Regions from separate parts of the Homo sapiens genome. Here region 2 is linked to region 1. Evidence: chromatin contacts called from ENCODE Hi-C or POLR2A ChIA-PET data. All regions are on one chromosome and are shown on one strand. Each heading gives the region's core, a stretch centred on a gene start or an enhancer-like site at or near the end of the contact. The rest is flanking DNA. Distances are from core to core; before and after follow the strand shown. Region 1 holds the start of DNM1L (dynamin 1 like). Region 2 overlaps BICD1 (BICD cargo adaptor 1).

Evidence for each region. A loop is a pair of places that touch in the nucleus more often than their neighbours do. ChIA-PET counts read pairs that join two places held with the same protein, here RNA polymerase II (POLR2A). Pooled maps may share reads with other maps.
Region 2: a map of B cell shows a loop between it and region 1 (4-fold over the local background). The contact joins the enhancer-like site here to the promoter of DNM1L in region 1. A Hi-C loop is called at or near these places in 1 of 168 maps with a recorded cell type or tissue (B cell), 4 of 37 single-sample maps with no recorded cell type and 6 of 50 pooled maps. POLR2A ChIA-PET finds 5 or more read pairs at or near these places in 1 of 52 experiments (H1).

What each region holds. Positions count from the first base shown.
Region 1 is chr12:32,677,462-32,681,201 of GRCh38, reverse strand. DNM1L (dynamin 1 like) reads right to left here and starts at 1,901. Exons shown (of 20, transcript NM_012062.5): 1 at 1,737-1,901. The coding sequence starts at 1,838. RefSeq lists a silencer at 1,344-1,753.
Region 2 is chr12:32,138,116-32,141,465 of GRCh38, reverse strand. The region is part of intron 1 of BICD1 (BICD cargo adaptor 1); the gene reads right to left. Among named protein-coding and RNA genes, the nearest start is that of BICD1-AS1, 32 kb to the right of the region's middle. RefSeq lists an enhancer at 1,471-1,520. Within about 2 kb of position 1,550, at least 11 of the 41 ENCODE cell types and tissues checked have a DNase peak (open chromatin) inside an H3K27ac peak, as active enhancers do; they include B cell, where a contact is called at or near this core.

The DNA of each region.
Region 1 (3,740 bases), core at 652-3,151:
GAAATTTCAAACACCAACATGCAAATATAGCATATAACTGTCAGTACTAGGATGGTTTTTGCACATGTTAATGGCTTTCAGAAGGATGGGATCTTTACTTTTCTCTCCTGCCACTCTGTATTTTGCCAACAGGTTTACTGACCAAAATAAACTCTATTTTGTGTAAAAAGAAAAAAACAACTTATTGATTTTAAACTATTTATGCTGACACACTATATCCCTAATTCTTTTACTTCCTCATGCTTAAAAAGCACTGAGACTCTCTTTTAAAAGTATGTGGAAAGTTTCTAGTGTGCAGCTAGAAGACACTTCTGAATCACTTACTATCAAAGACTTAATTTATATTATCTCTAACTTTTTACAAAAACAGGTTAGTTTTGATGATAAAAGTCCCAGTGTTTTAAAACATTGTGGTTAGAGTGAGCAATATTTACTCAAAATATTTACAGAGCACTTACTATATGTCCCAGACTGAACAAAATTATGTTCAATAAAAAATAATCCTCGTAATTTGTTTGATGCTTCTGAGTCTCCAAACATTACAAATATTGTTACAAATACTAGAATACGTAGGCAAGATTGAGCAGAATCTTTCCCAATCCTATCGCAGACCAAGGAAATGTGTTTCTAAAACAATTTCTATTGCTTCAACTATTTAAAAGCCAAAAAAACAAACAAACAAACAAACGAGTACAGGGTGTCTATAGTTTCCAGTGTTTGGATAGCCACTAATACTTTGAACAGTAAGTTCCTTCTGATAGCACTTATACCCTATACTATGTACCTCCTGGAAAATGATGGGGAAACCGCTCCTTCTCAATAGAAAAGATACTATTAAGAAATGAAAGCACTTAATATCAATATACTAATTTCTAAAATCCGTTTCTCTGAACTCTAATCGAAGTAGCAGAGAAAAGGAAAATTATACTTCTCCTCTGTCACTCTAGAAATAACAGTTATTTTGCCAACATTTCTGCATTCAAAAAAAAATGAGTTAGCTATGAGAAGACCAGAGAAACTGATGCCCAATTTAGGTCACGATCACAAAACTGTGGAAGACAAAAAGCACAGCCTACGCAGAAAAATCGGATATTCCTTCCCAACACCCGCAGAACTCTAGATACACGTTTTGTTTTTCTTTTTTTAAAATGCTGCTTCGGCGTTCTCGAAACCTGGTGGAATTATACTGCAGGAAAACACTGGCGCTCACGCACCGTAGCGTCTCTCAGCCTCAACAGAGCGATTCCAAAACTAACTCCGCAGTCCCTGGGCAAGGCAAGGAGGGAAATAAAACACCCGTCTCACGAAAGCCAACAGTGATGGGAACAGCCAGCCCACCGAGCCCAGCGAGACCCGAGTGCCCCGCGCGTCCCCCAGGTGCCCTTGGAGGCAGCGGCACGCGGACGAGGCCGCGCCCGGTCCCAGCGGACTCCAGTTCCGCCCGCCGGCCCCATCCTTCCCTCTCCTGTCCCCGGGACCCGCCGGGCTAGCCAGGCCCGCCGCGCCGGCTCCGCCCCTGGCCGGGCCCCGGATTCTCCGCCTTGATGCAACGCTGCCCCGGGAGGGCGGGTGCGGCAGAGCCCGGAGAGCCCTGGGGCCCCCAGCAAGGCCCTCCTCCCACAGGCCCCAAAGGCTGGCGCGGGAGTGGGCGCTGGCGCGGGAGTGGGCACTGCCGCAGCACCGACCAGGCCTGCGGCCGGGGTCTGGCCCGAGCGAACGCCGCCTGCTGCTCTCACCTGCGTTCCCACTACGACGATTTGAGGCAGCTGGATGATGTCGGCGCCCACCGTGTTGAAGACGTCCTGGAGCTTGTTTATGACAGGAATTAGCGCCTCCATGACTCTGAAAACACGGGGCCCCAGTGCCCGCCGGCCACGGCAATGAATGGGGCCGGGGCCCACAGTTCGCCTCCTTCCTCCTCTCCTCCGCCCTCTCCTCGGAAGCCGGCACCCATTGGACCGGGCCCGCCGGCTACCTGCCCCCTCCCGGCAGGCCATGCGCTGCGAGGGAGGTGGAGAGGAGCAAGGCCTGCTGGGAGTTGTAGTTCTGGAGCGGAGGAACGCTACTCCCCACAGCTTCCAGGAGGCTGCGCGGCACCGGTGGGCCCTAGCCTGGGACTGGGATGCTGCGCAGGCTCTAGTCAAAGGCTAGGAGCAGGCCGGGAGCGCAGGAGGAAGGCCGTAAATTTATGCCTGTCCTCAAGGCACGATGGATGTGACAGTGCTGGGTGTGAATATGTGTTAAAGGCGCAATGGTGTGTCTCTTAATTATCCAGTGTCACTTCCTTTTATTTATTTTTTATTTATTTATTTTTTTTTTTTTTTTGAGACGGAGTCTCACTCTGTCGCCCAGGCTGGAGTGCAGTGGCGCGATCTCGGCCCACTGCAAATTCCGCCTCCCGGGTTCACGCCATTCTCCTGCCTCAGCCTTCGGAGTAGCTGGGACTACAGGCACCCACCACTACGCCCGGCTAATTTTTTGTATTTTTAGTAGAGACGGGGTTTCACTGTGTTTTCCAGGATGGTCTCGATCTCCGGACCTAGTGATCCACCCGCCTCGGCCTCCCAAAGTGTTGGGATTACAGGCGTGAGCAGTGTGACTTCCTTATGAAGACACTTTCTCTAGAAGGACGGGTTGGAAAGGCTTAAAGAAAAGCTTATGGCCGCAAACAACCAAACTGGGTGCAAAAAAATCTGCACGCTGATACGAGAATGTGTGGGGTGTTATTTTGCAAAAATACAAAAACCAGCCCAGGTTAGAATACGCGGGTTCTCCAGGGGTTTTGTAAACAAACAAACAAACAAACAAAATGTGTGTTCAGGACCGAGCGCGGTGTAATCCCAGCACTTTAGGAAGCAGAAGCAGGAGGATCGCTTGAGCTGGGAGTTCGAGACCAGCCTGGTCAACATAGTGAGACCTCATCTCTACCAAATAAATAAATAAATAAATAAAAAAGCAGGGGTCGGAGCAGCGGGGGGCGGTGTTCATGAAAAAAATCTTAGAGTATTGGAGTTTTACAGGGGAAGAGCTGGGCATTTATTATCAATATTATGTATAAACCTTTATTTGCTGTAGCCTGATTCCTGGCAAAGTAGACATCTGATAACTGCCTTACTCACTCTTTGCTCATACCGTTCTTTTTTTTTTTTGAGACAGAGTCTGACTCTGTCGCCCAGGCTGGAATGCAGTGGCGCAATCTCGGCTCACTGCAGCCTCCTCCTCCCAGGCTGAAGTGATTCTCCTGCCTCAGCCCCCCAAGTAGCTGTTATTACAGGCACCCGCCACCACCCTGGGAAAATTTTTGTATTTTTAGTAGAGACGGGTGGGGGGCGGGGTTTCACCATGTTAGCCAGGCTGGTCTCGAACTCCTGACCTCAAGTGATCCGCCCATCTTGGCCTCCCACAGTCCTGGGATTACAGGCCTGAGCCACCATGCCCGGCCCATACTGTTATATTTCTAAATGTTGTTTTTCTTTTTAGACAGATAGTATCCCTCCTCTACTCCAAACCTCCAAAGGTAAAAGTAAACCTCAAAGTAAAAAGGTGACATTTGAGTAAAGAATTAAAGCAGGTGAGGAGAGGCCAGGCACCGTGGCTCACGCCTGTAATTCCAGCACTTTGGGAGGCCAAGGCAGGCGGATCACTTGAGGTCAGGAGTTCAAGACCAGCCTGACCAACATGGAGAAACCCCGTCTCTACTAAAAATACAAAAATTAACCGGGCGTGGTGGTGCATTCCTG
Region 2 (3,350 bases), core at 301-2,800, 540 kb after region 1:
CCAAAGGAAGGGCCTCTAAATCAGATTTCTCATGGGGCATTAGAAATATAGAATTTTGTTTTTGCCATATTTTTCATACAATCTTAGCTTAATAACAAAAACACAAATTAGTCACAGGCAGTCATCAGGACAAAAAAAAATCAGAAATATAAATTCTGAATAAGCTATAAACTAGATAACAAGGCCTTGAATAATTCCATTTTCTTAACTTTAAGTTGATATCTAATAAGACAGGAGTGCAACATCGAAACGCTGTCTTGTTTGAATTATAAATCTTCACTTTAAAGCGGCAGATGGAGCGCCTTATGTTCACAGAAAGCAAGCCAAGGGCTCAGAAAAGGTAACCACTCCGCCAAAGGGAAAGACACAAAACAGAAAACATGGCTCTGAACTTATATGCCCTCGAAGGGTTAACAGATGCCTGAATTTGTGAGAATTTTACAGAATTAGAATGGAACTAGTACAAAGTCCTCCAATGTGTTTTCCTTTCTGGGTCATGCAAACACGTACGTTCTACGGAAGATTTCAAGTACAACAAAAAAATCCGGGTTTCCCATCACAGAACCTAAGTCGCCGCATTTCCTCTGGTGTATAACATGTTGTTGATGCAGTTATTGTCCTTTGTTTTTTTTTTAGCTCTGTTTCCTTAAATGCCAAAACTACACACACGAAGTATGTAATACGAACACTGTGACAATGAGGAGATGCAAGTAACATTTTATTCACCTGAAGAAACTAAACCCCAACATTTTGCTTTTTGTCTACAGACACAGTTCCTGTAAACACAGAATCAAATACGGTGCGCGTAGAAAATAAAAAGATCCTCCCACACTATGGCACTTCCTTCAATGGAGGCTACTCGGGAGGCTGAGGCAGCGAATTGCTTGAACCCGGGAGGCGGGGTTGCATTGAGCTGAGATTGCGCCACTGCACTCCAGCCTGGGCGACAGAGCGAGACTCCGTATCAAAAAACAAACAAAACAACAACAACAACAACAAACAAGATGTTGTATTCTTGACATTTAGGCATTTTCTAAAATATTACATTTTTTATAAAATTTCTCTGCCATGGAAAAAAAATCCACCTTTGCCAGAGCAAAGGAAGCCAGTGAAAGAAGTAATTCATTGGGAGTATAATTATAAGCATTTAGCATTGTTTTGAACATGAGAAAAAGGCAAGCTTTCATCTAACAGATTTTCATAATCTCAAGAAATAATTCATCTGCCATTTATTTTCAGGGAAATGTGGTGCTTCTTGGAAGAAGCCCAGAGGATCCTGCTGTTAAACCAAGACCCATGCAGGAAAAAAAAATTATCCACTCCACAATAACATGGCAGGTAACACAAAGGCAGTGGTACTTCTCCAGCCGGGAGAGGCCCCCTCAAAACAGGAACTCCTGCCGGCTGACTTAATTACAGCACAGCAAGGGAATCCACTACAAAGGCAGGAGCCACTGAACAGAGAGCTGCTGAGATCCGTCCTCGGTACACGGACAGATGGTTCTGCTGCTTCTCGGCTGGTATAAGACCTTATAGAAGACTCTGAAAACTGAAACACGCCAACAAGTTTTCTGTTACCAGTATTTTTTTTTTAACTCTGTGCCCAGGCCAGGAGCGGTGGCTCACGCCTGTAATCTCAGCGCTTTGGGAGGCCGAGGCGGGCGGATCGCGAGGTCAGGGGTTTGAGCATCCTGGCCAACATGGTGAAACCCCGTCTTTACTAAAAATACAAAAATCAGCTGGGCGTGGTGGCGCTTGTCTGTAGTCCCAGCTACTTGGGAGGCTAAGGCACGAGGAATCGCTCGAACCCAGGAAGAGGAGGTTGCAGTGAGCCGAGATTGCACCACTGCGCTCCAGCCTGGCGACAGAGCGAGACTCCGTCTCAAACAAACAAATAAACAAAAAAACCCTTTGTGCCCACCGTATGCTAGCGTAAAAGTAATCTGAATTTGAAAGTCAATCAGCAAGTATTTACTGAGCGACGTGTAAGGGATAAGGAAAAGGTCTAAAGCAGCTTATCTAGTTTAGGGACATGGATTAAACTCTGATTTAATTTTAGGGCTTTTGACTTTTTCATCATCACACACAGACACACACAAACACACACACACAAAATTAGAGGAGAGGCCATGAAAGCACTGCCTTGAAAATTCTCAGACAAATTTACAGAAACAGAGTGAGTCCATGTAAGAAACCTGACCTTATACACAGGGACGATGCACTGAAACCTGTTTCACAGCAAAGGGAACTGAAAGTTTCTAAAGCAGTCACCACAGCAGCCACGTGGCTTAGAACACAAAACAGACAGCCCCCTAAATTATGAAGTCATACACACAGCTGCTAAATAACAGCACTGAGTAAACTCTATCTTGTAAAAAATGTTTAAACAAAATGAAAATTTAACTACAAACATTATTTATGGAATTAATATACATGCAAATTTTCTGCATGCAAACTCTACCTTCCTGGTCACTTTGAAGGATATAAATTAATCAAAATCACAAAATTCTTCAATCTTATGTAAGAATGTACAATAATGCCACTGAAGCAATTTAGAACTTACAATGCCCATAGCATAGAATCTATTATATATAGATATCTAATTATATCTATCTAAACACATACATATACAGATGCTCCTCAACTGATGATGAGATTATGTCCTAGTAAACCCATCATAGTTTGAAAAATATCATAAGTCAAAAATACATTTAATACGCCTAACCTATCAAATACAGCTTACTTAGCCTCACCTACCTTAAACATGCTCAAAACACTTACATTAGCCTATATTTGGGCAAAAATCACCTAACACAAAGCCTATTTAAAGTAAAGTGTTGAATAGCTCATGTAATTTGTTGACTGGTGTACTGAAAGTGAAAAACAGAATAGACGTGTGGGCACCCAAAATATGGTTTATATAAAGTCAAAAAATTATAAAGTCAAAAAATAATTATAAAGTCAAAAAATCATTAAGATGAACCATCGTTAAGTCAGGGACCATCTGCATACATATATAAATACATACACATACATATTCCTATTTAATACTGATATCAACTCTATAAACTAAAAATGCACAGCTTGGTGAGTCTGAATGAGTTAATATATTTAAAGCACTTGGAGAACTTCTATCAATACAAGCTTTGAAGTCACACTGCCTGACTGAGATTTTGGTTCCATCGCTAGACAAATTAATTTATCTGTGCTGCAATTTTCTCATCTATGTAAGTGGAAATAATAATAAAAGCCTCTACTTCATAGGCTAATGAGGCATATGCTATCTGGCATATTAAATATCTAGCACAATACCCAGTATGTGGTAGGCAATGAACACAAGCGAGCTATTT